Linked DNA regions of Homo sapiens: region 1 is linked to region 2. The links are chromatin loops, found by intact Hi-C in ENCODE. Cell type or tissue: endothelial cell of umbilical vein. All regions are shown on one strand. Links, peaks and the distances in the headings refer to the core of each region. The heading gives the core; the rest is flanking DNA.

Region 1 (9,333 bases), core at 2,601-5,100, 68 kb after region 2:
TAGGAACCAGTTCGAAATTATTTTGTGGACTTCTCCGTACTACAGGAAGACCTCTGGTTCAATAAATTTATTCAGCACTAAATAAAAATATCAAACCTGATTTTCCTCTTAAAGTTACCGATCTACCCTGACTGAACTCAGAAACTCTGCAAAAAAAAAAAAAGTAATAATAATAAATAAATAAACCCCAAAACTATTGAGCTAAATTATTATACACCCATTGAAAATTTGAGTATTGAGTATACGAAGTGATTAAATGCTCATCTAGTAAGAGATTTTGAGGCATCTACTGTATATTTTCTTTTTTTTTTTTTTTTTTTGAGATGGAGTCTCGCTCTGTCACCCAGGCTGGAGTGCAGTGGCGTGATCTCTGCTCATCGCAAGCTCCACCTCCCAGGTTCACGCCATTCTCCTGCCTCAGCCTCCCAAGTAGCTGGGACTACAAGCGCCCGCCACCACGCCCGGCTAATTTTTGTATTTTTAGTAGAGACGGGGTTTCATCGTGTTAGCCAGGATGGTCTCAATTTCCTGACCTCATGATCCGCCCGCCTCAGCCTCCCAAAGTGCTGGGATTACAGGCGTGAGCCACTGCACCTGGCCTCTACTGTATATTCTTTAAAGTACTAATAGACCGTAAGGACCTTCCTCCTGAGAGCCAATCATGTAGTGTGTTAATTCTCAACATGAACTGCCTCTGAGCATCCAGGTAGTCAGGGCTACGCTCCATCTTTCCAAAACTAGGGGGAAAGGGTTGGCCAAGCTAACTTTCTAAAAAAAAAAAAAAAAACCAGACTGCTTTACAGAAACAAGATTTACATTACTTAAAGAAAAAATTATTTTGAGGACCTCCAGGTACTTAGCAAGGCTACTGCTTTACTGACAATGGACACCCTAATGACAAATAAAGCAGAGTTCCCACGGGAAAAAAACAGTACTGAGAGCCTATTTCATTGATCTGAGTTATAAAACTGCATTTCTTTTAAAATAGTCTCATTTTCAAATTCTGCAAAAACTTCAGAACTAAGCTATCTCTGGAGCTTCACTGTAACATCACTCACATCTAGATGCAACCCCCTGGCTATAAAATCATATTTCACCCAGAAGTGTTCGTCTGTGGAGTGTGCAGTGTGGAAGACTGAAAAGAACGTGGGGGGAGTTCAATCATTCCATTCAACACTGAAGTGGCATCTCTTCCCCCAAACTCGTGAGTTGATGATTCAAATAATGCCTCCAGAGAATTCAGAAGCACCCTCCCCCCCAAGTTTCATGCACCCCAAGTTTCATGCACCTTTCCTTTGTACGAGGGCTTCCAAACCAGATGGTAATGGTGACTCTTCACTACTCTTTGAATTAAATTAAAATTACCACCCCCGGTGGTCATCACGCATCACATCTGTCGATTATTAGGCACCAAATACTGTATTCCTGGAGCTCGGTCTGCCCTCCAAGCTGCCTGACTCTCCTTCACAGCCTCAGTCACCCCAGATGAGTATGGAATATAAAGGATTCACACACAATGGACTCATTAATGTTTATTCAGTTGACCTGAAGTTGGTCATCACAGTTTTTCATATTTTTTTTACTATGGTAAAGTACTACATACATAAAATTCACCACTTTTCAGTGACAATAAGTACACTGGTATGTTGTGCCGCCAACCGCACCATCCGTCTCCAGAACTTTTTCCTCTTCCCAAACTCTGCACTCATTAAACACCAACCTCCCATTTCCTCCTTCTTGCAGCCGCTGGAACTACCATTCTACCTTCTAGGACTTTCACTACTCTAGGAACCTCATGTCAGTGGAATCATACAACATTTGTCTTTCCATGACTGGCTTACACAAGGTGCATCTGTGTGGTAGCATGGGTCCGAATCTCCTTCCTTTTTAAGGCTGAGTAATATTCCATTGTGTGTACAGACCACATTTGGTTTTTCCATTCATCCGGTGATGAGCACTTGGGTTGTTTCCAACTTTTGGCTATTGTGAATAATGCTGCTATGAACATGGGTGTGCAAGTATCCGTTCAAGTCTCTGCTTTCAGTTATTTCGTGTGTATACCTATAAGCAGAATTGCTGCATCATATGATAATTCTGTTTAATGTTCAACACATCATTGGTAGTAAAGGAGGTGGGAAGTATAGGATGCATTTTTCATTTAACGTTTGGCCCTCTCTACTAGAGAAAAATTAAAGGTTTCCAAAAGGATGGATCTTGTCCACAACAATAACTGAAATTGTAAGCCTTTGTGAAAACAGCCCAAGTGGTTCATGAGAGAAATGAATGTTCATCAATAATGTAAACACTGGACATAAAAGTTAAATCAACAAAGAATATTCACCACCCAGCTCACTAAATCCAGCAAACTTGGGCACACAAGGGGCCCACTGGAGTCAATGATGTTGTAATCAACAGTGAGCATTTCGGAGACTTATAAGCTACATATTTGTGGTTCTCATTTCTCACTGTGAACCTTTAAAAATTGTTTCAAGTCATCGGAGGATGGCTAATGTTAACAGCAATACATATTGACCATTTGTATAACATTGGTGTACAGTGTTACAAAGTGCTTTGCATATACATTATGTTAACAGATCCTCTTCAATCTGCAACTCCTTTTTTTTTTTTTTTAAAAAAAAAGATAACTCTTTCTCTGTCGCCCTGGCTGGCATGCAGTGGCACGATCTCAGCTCACTGCAACCTCTGCCTCCTGGGTTCAAGTGATTCTCCTGCCTCAGCCTCCCAAGTAGTTAGGATTACAGGCATGCACCACCACGCCTAGCTAATTTTTATATTTTTAGTAGAGACGGGGTTTCACCATGTTGATCAGGCTGGCCTCAAACTCCTGACCTCAGGTGATCTGCCTGCCTCGGCCTCCTGAAGTTCTGAGATTACAGACGTGAGCCACCGTGCCCAGCCATGCAACTTCTCTTTAATGGCCAGAAAGTGCATTTCTCGAATGATGAAACTAAAACCCGGAGGGTCCTCATCTGTGCAGGCAGGTGAGCATACCTAGACACCCGGCCCTCAAGCAGTCACTTACTCCACTCTCCATTTTCAACCCAGCTTCATTCGGAACAAGGAGGGGACAAAAGGGTGGGAGGAGAGGCTGCTCTGTGGAATGACCGTACAAGTTACTGAGAGATGAAACAAAAGCATTCATTTTCTATTAAATGTGAAAGATCTCTCAATCTCTAATTGGTCCTGCACTCTAAGGCAACTTAGCAGGGACTCAAGTACAATTTCCATGGAGAGAAGTGGTCAAATAGCTGAGGTCAAACCCTCCAGACTCCAACTGCAGCCAAGTGCTTTTATTTCCCTTGTAATTTTCTTTAAGAATAAATGTTAAACCTAAAACATACCCCCTTTTGGAGGCGATCTTGGCAGCTGGACTGAGTGGGAAGAAAAAGCACCTTGTACTCCCCGAATCAGCAGCCAAACTATGCACCATTGTCTAGAGGCGGTCACATGACAGCCATCACCTGAAACTTGGTTACTTCCAATCCATGAAGGAAACAATCACTAGTGTGCCTTAACCCTTCCAGCTACTGCAGGCAGCCATGCTGCAGCTGCTCTCAGCAGCCCTCTCTCCCATTCCAGTCCCCGCTTAGGAGAAACTGTGCATGGCACAAATCTGATTGGGACAAGGTGGCGTTTGGGGAGAAGGGAGGGACGAGAAGGAAAATCACTGCTGTCCCTTCTAAGCAAAGACTACTCTACCTCTCCCAGCACTTGCTGTCTCGCAGTTTAAATTAATTACAGCTGAAAATACAGGGTTGCCATCTGGTTTGAAAAAGCAAGGATAAGGGAATAAAATGAAAGGGTTCTTGGTACTAACCTCACTTTAATCATTGCCAAAGAGCATGAAGACAGCCCAGCGTCCTCCCACAAGAAAGCCTTGGGCCTCACAAACTTGGCAAGCAGTCTCAGGCACAAAACTGGATGGGCGGGCGCTTGTCAGAATAAAAGTCCTCCCTGAAAGGAGGGTTGCGAGGTAAGGGGCCTGCTTGCCCCCTGCACTGCAATAAAAGTTTCCTATGGGTCCTGGGGTAGGTCAGGAACTCCTGGGAGGGTTTATTTATAGAGGGTGCCTTGCCAAAACGCTACACGCATCATTACAGTTCCATTTGGTGAGAAAATAGATTTGCTGTCAGAATTACAGCACGCGATTTCCTCTTTCTTTGTTTCTCCATCTTCCATAACATAAGGCTTTTATAAAACTTCAAAATAAGGCTAAAGAAAACACAGGAGAGGAAGGTTGCTGCAGAAGTGGAGACGCTCCGAAGGCACGATGCATGCAACTCCACAGCAGGGCTGCAGCCGGCCCCTCAGAGAAGGAATGCCAGAAATCCCCTATTCTCTGCTGCAGCCGCAACTACAGTCTCACTCCTGCACTGTAGGAAGCAACTTCCTTCTGCCTCCCTTCCACCAGCAGAACCCTAGGTGAGAGGCTTTTCTCTTAGGACTCAGGCTGCCACAGATGGTGACTCCAGGCACTGGAGAAGCAAAGGTGCCACAGCCATCCTAGGTTTGTCTTGGTGAACTTACAGGTGGGTGCAAGAAGTTGCTAAGTCTGCAGATGTCTTAGCCATACGCCAGCATCAAGTAGCCCGGAGAAGTGAAGCAGAAGATTTTCAGCCCAATTTAAATTTCCACCTGCCCACTACCTGAGTTCTTTTACACCCAGGTCAGTTTTGCAAACAAGACCCTGATATACCCAAGCCCAGCTGCTTTCAGAAAGTAACACCAATTGAAGCACCACGGTATTTATCAGAGTAAACTCTGATCAACCAGATATAGTATTTTATAAACCAGAGGTTCTAATTATAAAAGACAAGATAAAAGCAGATTATGAAAATAGCATTTCTGTTCTGGTGAAAAACACATCTTCAACCCCAAAATGATGTGAAAATTGTCTTCCAAATCCTGCCCTGACAGAATCACTGTCTATAGCAACAGTGTCCATAACATTCCAAATCTCAGGAGTGTAACTTTCTAGTAAATGGTACATCTGTCAAGCCACAGGAAACATCTGGTAAAATGGTTAAATAAAAGCAGAATTTAAACTTTTCTGATTTCAGAGCTTACTAATGGTACTCAACAAGAGACTATCAAATACTCTAAAAGCTCAATGTGACAGTGAAAAATATCCTGGAGGGGACCAGGTGAGAAAAAGAGGACAAAAAAAGAAGACAACCCGGGAAGGAGTGGGCTGCAATCCCACTCTCGTCACGATGACGATGCTCCCATTCCAGGCCTGCCTCTGGGAGACAGTGGCCATAGCCCCCTCAGCTCCGCCAAGGATGGGCACATTCCTGCCCATCACCATGGCAGAAACCTTCTCTGGCCTAGTTAAGTTCCTCTCTACCCAGGGCTGACTCCCCCAAGCATACTCATATCTCCCCAACGCACCCAACCCAGGAGGCCCTCAGGAGAGGTTTGGGGGGATGGACTGACGAAGTGATGACACACAAACAATAAGCTTCCCTCCGCTCCACGGCAGACATGTGTATTAAACACATACAATCATTCTACCATCAAGACACACCCAGGCCAGGTGTTACACAATACATTTCAGTCCCTTCCAGAACATTTTACGAGGCTTTTCCATTAAATAAAAGATTTAATGATTTGGCCACATCCAAATTTTAAAAATCTATATTTCAAAAATACAGTAAATAATGCTGAAAAGCAAATAACATTACTTATTTTCCCCAACGCATTTGACAGAGCATCCTTAATATGAAGAGTCGTAACATATCAAGAGAAAGAAGATGAATACTCTAATTTACAAAAAAGACAAGGTATAAACAACATCATGGTCACAGAAGAAGAAATGCAAACGGCCAATAAGGATATGAAAACATCATTCAAGTTCTCTAGTAGCAGAAAACAAACAAACAAACAAAAAAACACACAATAACAATGTTTCTCCCCGAGAAACTTGCAAATATTATATAAATGAATAAATGGTAGCAGTCACCTGTGGGAAGATGCCGAGAGAGAGACAGATGCATACAGCTGCTGGTGGGAACAGATCAGTAAACCATATAGAGTGAAGCTGGCAGAACACACCAGCGAAAACAGACATGGAAGACCTCTGACCCAGAAATTCCACTTCTATAAAAGTGGGAATATATGAGATGGGAGGAAGGATGGAGATATTCGAAGTTCTGCAAATGACAGTAAAACAATGTAAACAACCCAAATATCTGTATTTGTTAAAAAGTTCTTTTGGTTACAAGCAACATAAAACAAACCTAGTTTAAGGAAAAAGGGGCAACTTACTGGAAAGATACTGTGATATTTCTTGGAAATGAAAAAATGCTGACCAACCAATCCTTGAAAAGAGAAAAAAAAAAAAAATGAGGTGGCCCCAGGGATCTGGGCTTCAGGAGGCGGAAGGCGCCCATGGTGGGTCCATGTGCAGCATCTCACCAGAGCCTGCCTTCTGCCCTCTCCCAGCACCCAGGGATCCACCACCACCACCACCACCACCACCGGCTCCAAGTGTCACAACTTGGTGACCTTCCTAGGTCCTATGTACATATCATCCTCCAATCACTGCTCCATTAAGGAGTTATTAACATCAAGTCAAAATCCCAAGAACACTTTTTATTATACATCAAATATGCTGCTAAAAACTAGAACATGCCCCAACACACACTTAAATGCTACCAGTTTTCACAGTCAAGAGACTTCACTGGGCTGGACACAGTGGCTCATGCCTGTTATCCTAGCACTTTGGGAGGCCGAGGCGGGCAGATCACTTGAGGTCAGGAGTTCGACACCACCCTGGCCAACATGGTGAAACCCAGTCTCTATTAAAAATACAAAAATTAGCCTCATGTGGTGGCGCATGCCTGTAGTCCCAGCTACTTAGGAGGCTGAGGCAGAACTGCTTGAACCTAGGAGGCAGAGGTTGCAGTGCACCGAGATTGCGCCACTGCACTCCAGCCTGGGTGGCAGATTGAGATTCCATCTTAAAAAAAAAAAAAAGAGAGAGAGAGAGGGAGAGAGACTTCAATGGAGCCTTGAATGAATTATTTATAAGTAAAAAATTGAGGGATCTCCCAAGAGAGAAATCTATTATGGTCTTGTTTCAGATTTGTAGGTTTAAGGAGAAAAAGGGACAGGGGAATGTTCCACCTCTGCCATGAATAAGATACTGGATTTTTTAAAAAAGTAAAACTGCTGGAATTGTTGGCTAGACAGAGATGAGCCTTTGGGGCAGGAAATCAAATATTATGAAAAGGTGATTTATCTTAGAGCAGGCATGAGGTGTTTAATTTATTCCATGTATCTCGCCATCTTGCATTCCAAATCTTCTGCCTCCTCCAACAGCTCTCTTGCTTCCCTTGTCCTCTTTCTGAATGCACACTTCCCACCACAGAGGAACCACACATATCCTAAATCCCTCCTTTATCATATACAACGTCACCCCTCCCAGTGCTGATGGACAGGCGACCCCCTGCCGTTGGTCCCTGGGTGTTTCAAAGAGAGGCCCTGAGGAGCTGACACTCCAGAGCAGTCTCTGGGTCCCCTCTTCCCATGAAAGCCCCCAACCCTTCCCCCTGCAAAGTGGGACAACTCCTAGATTAAAGATTGCTAGAAAATACAATGACTAAGTGTAGTGTGATTCATTACTGAATCTTGAATTAAAAAGAATGTAAAAGAATTTTTTAAAAAATCTTAAAGTATAAAGGGCATTACTGAATATGAAAAGATGATGTGAGATCATATCATTGTCTGCACACATATGAAAGAAAGATAAAGCAAATACGGGCAAATGTTAACAACCGATGAATGCAGGGAAGGGTATGTGAGTGTTCACTGTGCTAGTCCTTCAGCATTTCTGTAGGTCTGAACTTTCTCCAAAATAAAAAGTATCTATGGTGAGGAAACGGTGCAGGAAGGATAGAAAGAGGAGATTATCACCAAATTTGGCTGGAATATGTAGAATGATGTGATTTAAAGCACAGGTAATATGGTATACACTGCCCTCCATATCCTCAAGTTCTGCATCCACAGATTCAACCGATCATGGATGGAAAATGGAGTCAGGCCTCTGATGGTACAGACTTTTTTCTTGCTTAGGAATAATAATTCCCTAAACAATACAGTATAACAACCATTTCCACAGCATTTACATTGTATTAGGTATAAGTAAGCTAGAGGTGACTTAAGTATACGAGAGGATTTCCATAGGTTATCTGCAAATATTATGCCATTTTACACGAGGGACTTGAGCATCCTTAGATTTCTGTATCCTCGAGGGTCTTGGAACCAATCTCCCAAGGATATCCAGGGACGGCTGTATATGACAATCGCTTTGTCGGGAGCCCTCAAATAATCTTCCCCAAGAGTTGGCACAGGGATACCAGGAGGAGCCTGCGTGATGGAGAGAGGCCTGACATGCATGAAAAGATGCCACTGGCAACAAATATGTTAGTTTCAAATATTAGCCTCAAAATGAAAGTCACAAGGGAAGTTGGAGAATCCAAACTGCTTGCCCTGAATTGCACGAGACCTGCTTCTCACACAGACAACAAACTCTGTGTAGCTTGCCGAAAGTCGAGAAATAATAGCAGGGATTTAAATAAATTATTTTGAAATTAAACCATGGCTAGTGGCCAAAGAGACTTTCAAGGCAAGGCCAAGGAGGCCATCTTCTGAGTAATAATACTGGGAGAGGGAGTTTGGGAGCAGATCACAAAGTCCTTGATGGTCATCCTAAAGGAACTGTGTCTTATTTCACAGTCCAAAGGGGGCCAGAGCCACAATCCAGTGATAAACTCAGCAAAGTCCTCCAATGAGGTTCTAGAGGAATCCCTGCCGATGAAGGAGCTGCATGGCTCAGGCGCCTTTCAGCAATGCCTCCCCTACCAAGCGTAGCCATGGTAGACAGTCAGCTTCTAGGTGACATGGAGTGTCTGTGTTTCTATCACTGGACGTAACTTGCTCAAAAGCCAACGGCCTAAGACAAAATGATGTGGTGTCATTCAAAACCAACACACAGAGGATGACAGCTATTAGTGATACAAGCACAAATCTGTCACACAAAAATAAAATAAACGCAACAACAATCTACTAGAAAACAGCCGAAAAACACTTTGGCTTTGAGGACTTTTTGGAAAAATTTGAAAAATACCAGAACTGGTACATACTTGGGCCGAGATGTGTTTGCTTTTCTAGCAGAGTATGAGCAAATCTGCACTTTGGGTCAATTTCCACCCAAAAGAAATGTCTGGTCATCTCTCTGCCCTGTGAGACTCAACCCAAATGCACTGAATTCCTCACTTTCATATACCTCACTTTATGTTCACACTTGGA
Region 2 (9,333 bases), core at 2,388-4,887:
CCCCATCTCCAAAGCTGTCCCCTCGCTCTTTGTGCAACTCGCCGCCCACATCCAGCACAGTAAAAGCAGGCTGTCAGCTGGGAGAGGCTCGCCTTGGAGGACTGTCCTTTCTTTACATCCTCTTCCCAGGGCTTCATGCTGCAAAACAGCACATTCTCAACATGAAACAAAAATGGATTCTGTTTTCTTTTTCACCTAGTGTTTTTGGCCATACTGTTCTTGGCAGTCAGACTTCCAGGCTTGGGGTAGAATCGATAGCTTAAAAGATAAATGTTTACACTGGTCAGCAATGTGCCATTTGGAGCCTTGGTGCCCCTGGATAATTTGCCAGAGTCTGTGGCTTTGTGTCCGGAATTGGTGGGTTCTTGGTCTCACTGACTTCAAGAATGAAGCCGCGGACCCTCGCGGTGAGTGTTACAGCTCTTAAGGTGGCGCGTCTGGAGTCTGTCCCTTCTGATGTTCAGATGTGTTCGGAGTTTCTTCCTTCTGGTGGGTTCGTGGTCTCGCTGGCTCGGGAGTGAAGCTGCAGACCTTCGCGGTGAGTGTTACAGCTCATAAAAGCAGCGTGGACCCAAAGAGTGAGCAGTAGCAAGATTTATTGCAAAGAGCAAAAGAACAAAGCTTCCACAGCGTGGAAGGGGACCTGAGCGGGTTGCCAATGCTGGCTCAGGCAGCCTGCTTTTATTCTCTTATCTGGCCCCACCCACATCCTGCTGATTGGTAGAGCCGAGTGGCCTGTTTTGTCAGGGCGCTGATTGGTGCGTTTACAATCCCTGAGCTAGATACAAAGGTTCTCCATGTTCCCATCATATTAGTTAGATACAGAGTTTCGACACACAGGTTCTCCAAGGCCCCACCAGAGCAGCTAGATACAGAGTGTCGACTGGTGCATTCACAAACCTTGAGCTAAACACAGGGTGCTGATTGGTGTATTTGTAATCCCTGAGCTAGATATAAAGACTCTCCATGTCCCCACCAGACTCAGGAGCCCAGCTGGCTTCACCTAGTGGATCCTGCACTGGGGCTGCAGGTGGAGCTGCCTGCCAGTCCCGTACTGTGCGCTCACACTCCTCAGCCCTTGGGCGGTCGATGGGACTGGGCGCCGTGAGCAGGGGGTGGTGCTCGTCGGGGAGGCTCCGGCCGCACAGGAGCCCATGGCGGGGGTGGGAGGCTCAGGCATGGTGGGCTGCAGGTCCTGAGCCCTGCCCCGAGGGAAGGCAGCTAAGGCCCAGCGAGAAATCGAGCACAGCACCGGTGGGCTGGTACTGCTGGGGTACTCAGTACACCCTCCGCAGCCACTGGCCCAGGTGCTAAGTCCCCCACTGCCTGGGGCCAGCAGGGCTGGCTGGCTGCTCCGAATGCGGGGCCCACCAAGCCCACACCCACCCAGAACTCCAGCTGGCCTGCAAGCGCCGCATGCAGCCCTGGTTCCCGCTCGTGCCTCTCCCTCCACACCTCCCTGCAAGCTGAGGGAGTGGGCTCCAGCCTTGGCCAGCCCAGAAAGGGGCTCCCACAGTGCAGTGGGGGGCTGAAGGGCTCCTCAAATGCCACCAAAGTGGGAGCCCAGGCAGGGGAGGTGCCAAGAGCAAGCGAGGGCTCTGAGGACTGCCAGCATGCTGTCACCTCTCAGCTTCACCCACCCAGTGACCTTGAGTCTCCTTAACTTTCCAACTAGCCTACCTCCCAGAGGTCCCCCACACCCCTCTCCCCTCCTTCGGCCAGCCCTGAGGGCCAGGCCCTTTCTCACTTCCTGAACCAAGTACTGGAAGTAGAAGAAACTGTTGTCAGGCTCCGAGTTCCACCTCTGGGTCAAGGGCTCCAGAGCCTGGTGCTGCAGCTTGGCCAAGGGAACCCAAAAACCAGGTCAGCAGTACATCCACTCTCTGAGCTTTGGTTCTGTCATTGCACAGGATTAATGTTCCATCTCAGATTAACTCTGAAATCAAATGAGGTAATGTATTAGTACTTGTGTGTACAGAATTGGTGGGTTCTTGGTCTCACTGACTTCAAGAATGAAGCCATGGACCGTCGCAGTGAGTGTTAACAGTTCTTAAAGCGGCACGTCTGGAGTTATTTGTTCCTCCTGGTGGGTTCGTGGTCTCGCTGGCTTCAGGAGTGAAGCTGCAGACCTTCACGGTGAGTGTTACAGCTCATAAAAGCAGTGTGGACCCAAAGAGTGAGCAGTAGCAAGATTTATTGCAAAGAGCTAAAGAACAAAGCTTCCATAGTGTGGAAGGGGACCTGAGCGGGTTGCCATTGCTGGCTCGGGCAGCCTGCTTTTATTCTCTTACCTGGCCCCACCCACATCCTGCTGATTGGTCCATTTTACAGAGAGCTGATTGGTCCATTTTACAGAGAGCTGATTGGTGCGTTTACAATCCCTGAGCTAGACACAAAAGTTCTCCAAGTCCCCACTAGATTAGCTAGATACAGAGTGTGGACACAAAGGTTCTCCAAGTCCCCACCAGAGTAGCTAGATACAGAGTGTCAATTGGTGCATTCCCAAATCCTGAGCTAGACACAGGGTGCTGATTGGTGTGTTTACAAACCTTGAGCTAGATACAGAGTGCCGATTGGTGTATTTACAATCCCCTAGCTAGACATAAAGGTTCTCCAAGTCCCCACCAGACTCAGGAGCCCAGCTGGCTTCACCCAGTGGATCCCGCACCGGGGCTGCAGGTGGAGCTGCCTGCCAGTCCTGCGCCGTGCGTCTGCACTCCTCAGCCCTTGGGTGGTGGATGAGACTGGGCGCCGTGGAGCAGGGGGCGGTGCTCGTTGGGGAGGCTCGGGCTGCACAGGAGCCCACGGGAGGCAGAGGCTCAGGCATGGTGGGCTGCAGGTCCTGAGCCCTGCCCCGCGGGGAGGCAGCTAAGGCCCAGGGAGAAATTGAGCGCAGCACCAGTGGGCCAGCACTGCTGGGGGACCCAGCGCACCCTCTGCAGCCGCTGGCCTGGGTGCTAAGCCCCTCATTGCCTGGGGCTGGCAGGGCCAGCCGGCCGCTCCCAGTGCGGGGCCTGCCAAGCCCACGCCCACCCGGAACTCCAGCTGGCCCACAAGTGTGGCGTGCAGCCCCAGTTCCTGCTCCCGCCTCTCCCTCCACACCTCCCTGCAAGCTGAGGGAGCCAGCTCCAACCTTGGCCAGCCCAGAAAGGGGCTCCCACAGTGCAGCAGTGGGCTGAAGGGCCCCTCAAGTGCCGCCAAAGTGGGAGCCCAGGCAGAGGAGGCGCTGAGAGTGAGCGAGGGCTGCGAGGGCTGCCAGCATGCTGTCACCTCTCACTTGGAGTGCTTTATGAAACGTAGAGAGCATAACAACAGCAAGAATATCGTAGCTGCTGTCTTATGAACATCTACTGTGTACCAGGCACTGGGTTTCTTTTTTTGAGGCAGCATCTTGCTGTGTCACCACTATGCAGTCTTGATCTCCCACGCTCAAGCAGTCCTCTCACCTCAGCCTCCCAAGTAGCTAGAAGAACTACAGCTACTCATGTGCCACTATGCCAAGCTAATTTTTTTTTGGTTTTTTAGTAGAGACAAGGTCTCAGCCACTGTGTTTAGTTTAACACATGACTGTCTCATCTAATCCTGATAAATACCCTTGAAAATATTAACACCGCTCTTTTATAGGTAAGGAAAGTCAGGCTCAAAAAGATGAAGTAAGTGGCCCAGGATGACAAACGAAGGAAAGTGGTTGAGTCAAGATTGGAATCTGGCCAGTGTGACTTTTAGACCCATGTTCTCATCTACTAAGCAAACTGTTTTCCTTCCCATAATCAGGATTTGCAAGAGAAGCATAATTAACTTTGAAGATGGGCGTTTGCAATTCATTTTCTTGGGATGCCCATCTGACCTTCCCTTTTCAGATCAGCAGGCAGTTTCCTGTGCTTAGGACTCATTCCCCTCTGCAGAAGGAACTCTGGTGATTTTCCCACCGGGAGAGGGAGACATGAGATGTGGCTTCCTGTTCCAGGAAATACCGCCCAGTCTTTTTACCCACCCTCAGCCACCCCATGCACTATGTTAGTCATAGTCAGTGCATGGCGCTAGCCAGCTCTATGGTGATTCTGCCGGGTAAGCCACTAGCTGTTGAGATGACCAAAGCTCAGAAAGTGCTTGCTGCATTTCTGTTTCTGTTGTTGACAGTGGCCTGATATGCATAGCATACTTACATAGCTCCACTTTTCAGAGCCTCTGGCAGGTACAAATTAATCAATCCCCTGGCACAGCACAGTGCTAACCACAAGGAGAAAAGAAAGAGAAGTATGTTCCACGCAGGAGAAACTGCCAAGTTGCCAAGTGCATCTGGTCTAGGTTTTTTTTTTTTTTTTTGGAGAGAGAGTCTCGCTCTGTCACCCAGGCTGGAGTGCAGTGGCATGATCTCAGCTCACTGCAACCTCCACCTACCAGGTTCAAGTGATTCTCCTGCCTCAGCTTCCTGAGTAGCTGGGATTACAGGTGCGCACCACCACACCCAGCTAAATTTTGTGTTTTTAGTAGAGACAGGGTTTCACCATGTTGGTCAGGCTAGTCTCGACCTCCTTACCTGGTGATCTGCCCTCCTCAGCCTACCAAAGTGCTGGGATTACAGGCATGAGCCACCGCGCCTGGCCTAGGTTTTAAAATGCTTCGTTCCTGAGAAGATCTGATAGAAGTTGAATTTTAGTTTTAATTCAAGAAAAGGGACACTATAACACTTAGCCACTTTTCAGTGTGTTCATGTCTCAACTGAGAGGTGGTGTCGGTGTTTCTACTCACTGTGTCTCTTGCGCGTGTGTGTGTATGTATGTATTTTTGAGACAGAGTCTCGCTCTGTTGCCTAGGCTGGAGTGCAGTGGCACGATCTTGGCTCACTGCAACCTCCACCTCCCCGGTTCAAGCGATTGTCCTGCCTCAGCCACCTGAGTAGCTGGGATTACAGGCCCGTGCCACCACGCCCAGCAAATTTTTGTATTTTTAGTAGAGACGGGGTTTTGCTGTGTTGGCCAGGCTGGTCTTGAACTCCTGATTACAGGTGGGATTACAGGCAGGAACCACCCCGCCCAGCCTCAAGTGTATATTGACAAGACATTGTCCCAGGGGTAATGACAGAATTGAAAATGGTGACATGGGGCAGTGGGCTGCACGGCCACATGTATACATTAAGCCTCATAGAACTGTTCTCTCTTTCTCTCTCTCTCATACACATACACATCAGTTTTATCACATGTGAATTTTTAAAATATTTTAAGTAAGATGGACCCTTTTCCTCAAAGAGTGTAGGTACAGTTTAATGGGGGATAAGACAATGAATTCTCTTGCTGGGCTAAAGACAGTCTAAACCACAAGAGAAGTTGAAAAAAGCAGTGCTGTGGGGCTTGAAGCCAGCATGAGACACTGCTGGCCACGGGAAGTCTCAGCCTTGATGGTTGGGTAGTGTGTGCTGAAGATCAGAAAGTTTGTGGAAGGGCAGGGTAGAGGCATGGGGGAAGGACATACGTTTTGGGAACAGCTCACATTCCTTTTTAAAAAAAAAAAAAAACAAAAAAACATAGGACATAGTTCCTAAGCTGATGTTTGTTGAGCACCAACTCTGTACCAACTGCTATGTTAGTTTCTGGGGACTCTGAGATGGAAAGAATGCATCCCCAACTCATCAGGGAAGATATACAGATGGCAAATAAACACATGAAAAGATGTTCCAATAGCATTAGGAGATATACCTAATGCTAAATGACTAGTTAATGGGTGCAGCACACCAACATGGCACATGTATACATATGTAACAAACCTGCACGTTGTGCACATGTACCCTAAAACTTAAAGTATAATAATAATAAAATTAAAAAAAAAAAGATGTTCCACATCATATGCCCATTCAAATGACTAGATACCATGTAAACACCTACTAGAATGGCCAAAATGCAAAACACTGACAACACCGAATGGTAGTGAGAATGTGGAGCAACAGAAACTCTCATTCATTGCTGGTGGGAATGCAAAATGGCACAGCCACTTAAAACTAAACACACTCTTACTGTGTGATCCAGCAATTGCACTCCTTGAGATTTACCCGAATTAGTTGATAATAGGTCCACACAAAAACCTGCACTTGATGGTTATAGCAGCTTTATTCATAATTGCCAAAACTTAGAAGCAACCGAGATGTCCTTCAGTAGGTGAATGGAGAAATAAACTGTGGTCCATCCAGACAATGAAATATTCCATGATAAAAATAAATGAGCTATCAAGCCATTAAAGACATGGAGAAAGTTTAAATGCATATTACTAAATGAGGCTTGGCGCAGTGGCTCACACCTGTAATCGCAACACTTTGGGAGGCTGAGGCAGGTGGATCACTTGAGGTCAGGAATTCAACAACACCCTGGCCAACATGATGAAACCCCGTCTGTACTAAAAATCCACAAATTAGCCGGGTATGGTGGCACGTGCCTGTAGTCCCAGCTACTCGGGAGGCTGAGGCAGGAGAGTCACTTGAACCTGGGAGGTGGAGGTTTCAGTGAGCTAAGATCGCACCACCACACTCTAGCCTGGGCGACAGAGCAAGACCCTGTCTCAAAAAACAAACATATTACTAAGTGAAAGAAGCCAATCTGAAAAAGGCAGCATACTGAGTAATTCCACCTGTATGACATTCTAGAAAAGGCAAAATTATGGAGGCAAAAATTAGTTGGGGATGGTAGCGCATGCCTGTAATCCCAGCTACTGGGGAGGCTGAGGCAGGAGAATCGCTTGAACCCAGGAGATGGAGGTTGCAGTGAGTCGAGATCGCATCACTGCACTCCAGCCTGGGTGAAGAGCCAGACTCCACCTCAAAAAAAAAAAAGAAAAGAAAAGAAAAGAAAAAAACAATGATGGAGACAGTAAGATCACTGGTTCAGGTTAAGGGAGAGAAGAGGATGAATAGGTAATGCACAGAGGATTTTTGAGGCAGTGAATTAAAAGAAAAAAAACTCGATCCCTGTCCTTACGGATCTCTGGTCTAGTCGGAGTCAGCAGGCACACAGAGGCCTGCTGAGATGGAGAATCGATGCTCAGATTCTTCCTCTGTATCCAGAAGAAGCCAGAGGAGGGTACTGCCTGGCCCTGGGAGGCTTCACTAGAGGTTTTCGAGAGGAAGATGCACGTCTAAGGTGTGACGGGAAAGGGCCAGAAAGAGAATGAGGGAAGAACATTCCAAGCCACAGAAATGGCACATGGAAGAGAGCAGAGATGAGAGGAGAAACCATCTGTGACTTAGGTGGCTCAGCAGAGCTGGAGAGAGTCGGGCAATTGAGTTGAAGCACAGGCTGGGGCCGTGCCATGCAAGGCTTTGCCAGCTATACAAGGGCACCACATGCCGTGGGGAGAACCAGAGTGTTTTTAGCAGGGTGGTGTGATCAGATTCCTACTTCAGAAAGATGGGCACAGTGTGAGGGATGGATTGGGGTGATCAGGCTGGCTCAAGGAGTCCCAGTCAGAGAGGGCAGGCTAGAAAGAAGTAGACAATTGAATCGATGTTGAAAATATAGAATGTACAGGCTCTGGTGATTGGTTGGATGGTGAGTGGGAGAGAGGAAGGGGACCAAGGTGCTTCCCTGGGGTCTAGTTTAGATGGGTTGAGGGCGGGGCAATCAGAGAAAGACTAGTTGTAGAGAGAGGGAGCAGGAAAAGGGAAATAGAGCTAGAAAGTTAATTAGAACCATGCTGTGAGGATACTGAATGCCAAGGTCAAGACTGTATTGAAAAACCTGAGCCGAGGCTGGGCACAGTGGCTCACGCCTGTAATCCCAGGACTTTGGGAGGCCAAGGTGGGTGGATCACAAGGTCAAAGAGATCGAGACCAGCTTGGCCAACAATGGTGAAACCCTGTCTCTACTAAAAATACAAAAATTAGCTGGGCGTGGTGGCATGCGCCTATAGTCCCAGCTACTTGGGAGGCTGAGGCAGGAGAATCTCTTGAACCCAGAAGGTAGAGGTTGCAGTGGCCTGAGATCGTGCTACTGTACTCCAGCCTGTCAACAGAGCGAGACACCCTCTCAAAAAAAAAAAAGAAAAAAAAAACCTGAGACAAAACAATCTTAGTGCAGATCACTCTTTGTTACTCTGTTTCTTTGCTACATCAGACTTTGACCAGAACCTGAGATGGAGATGGACATCTGGGAGTTGCTGGATTCTAGAATAAACATTTGACAGCCTTTCCCAGAGTGGCCCATACCCAAATTGATAATCAGGATTGTGGAAGCATAGGGAAACACTTGATAGGAGCTGAAAAGCAGTGTACTTTTAAGAGAATAACTTTCACTGAATTCTAACAATTATTTCTGAAAGTATTGAATTCAACTGGTAAGATAAACAATCTTAATCTCCTATGACCCCAAGTTTCTCAGCTGGTAAATGAAGGAAAAAGACCTGTTGATCTCAGAATTCTCTTGCAGCTCTGCAATTCTAGCCTAATAAAAATTTTCATCAAGATTTAAAAAAAAAATCTTATATAAGTAAATATAGAGTCCAGTGCTATTTTTCATTGATCTTCAAACATTTTTTTCCCCAAATTTTAATGCTGAAACACCAACTTGCCAAATTTTCCAGAGTGCAAATCCCCTGCCCAGTGAGCTGTTATTATTTGAAAATATTGTGGCCTCTAAAGCTGACTTTATCTTTAAAAAACAATTTTTTTTTAACCAGCAAAAGGAATAAATTTCCATGTTTATACCAATGAGTTTCCTGAAACTAAGAAAAACTAACCATTATATTGTTTCATGTAAGGAACTTGGGTACTATCATAATCCCCATTTTAATGATGAGGAAATAAATAGGCGAAGGTAATTATTTCAGACTGTGTTTCCTTGACGCAGTATTTCTGGATGGTGAATCTTACTCAGATTTTGTTTTGATGCTATTCTTGGGATTGACTTGAGAAGCACCAGTGGCTGACTCTTTCTTTCTCAGTGCGGAGGGGTAAATTGGGAACAAGCTGTCTTGCTTTCATCATATTATTTGCTGTCATCATGAAAGGCAGGCAGTGAGAGGAGTTTTTTTTTTTTTTTTTTTTTTTTTTTTTTTTTTTTTTGAGACGGAGTCTCTCTCTGTCGCCCAGGCTGGAGTGCAGTGGGGCGATCTTGGCTCACTGCAAGCTCCCCCTCCCAGATTCACGCCATTCTCCTGCCTCAGCCTCCCGAGTAGCTGGGACCACAGGCGCCCGTCACCGCGCCCGGCTAATTTTTTTTGCATTTTTAGTAGAGACGGGGTTTCACAGTGTTATCCAGGATAATCTCGATCTCCTGACCTTGTGATCCGCCCACCTCGGCCTCCCAAAGTGCTGGGATTACAGGCGTGAGCCACCATGCCCAGCCGAGA

What was found. A loop is a pair of places that touch in the nucleus more often than their neighbours do. Peaks named below come from ENCODE experiments on the same cell type or tissue, not always from the same donor. Only the 100,000 strongest peaks of a DNase experiment are listed, where the experiment ranks them.
Region 1: it touches region 2 in a loop (5-fold over the local background); 1 of 110 quality-filtered maps calls a loop at or near these places.

What each region holds. Positions count from the first base shown.
Region 1 is chr3:11,578,448-11,587,780 of GRCh38, forward strand. All of the region lies in intron 2 of VGLL4 (vestigial like family member 4), which reads right to left. Among named protein-coding and RNA genes, the nearest start is that of VGLL4, 61 kb to the right of the region's middle. RefSeq lists an enhancer at 4,972-5,810. In endothelial cell of umbilical vein, for the core only: no CTCF peak of the experiment used is centred there; a DNase peak (open chromatin) is centred at 3,984; H3K4me3 peaks cover 244 bases; H3K27ac peaks cover 1,876 bases.
Region 2 is chr3:11,510,532-11,519,864 of GRCh38, forward strand. All of the region lies in intron 20 of ATG7 (autophagy related 7), which reads left to right. Among named protein-coding and RNA genes, the nearest start is that of VGLL4, 130 kb to the right of the region's middle. In endothelial cell of umbilical vein, for the core only: no CTCF peak of the experiment used is centred there; a DNase peak (open chromatin) is centred at 3,880; H3K27ac peaks cover 1,993 bases.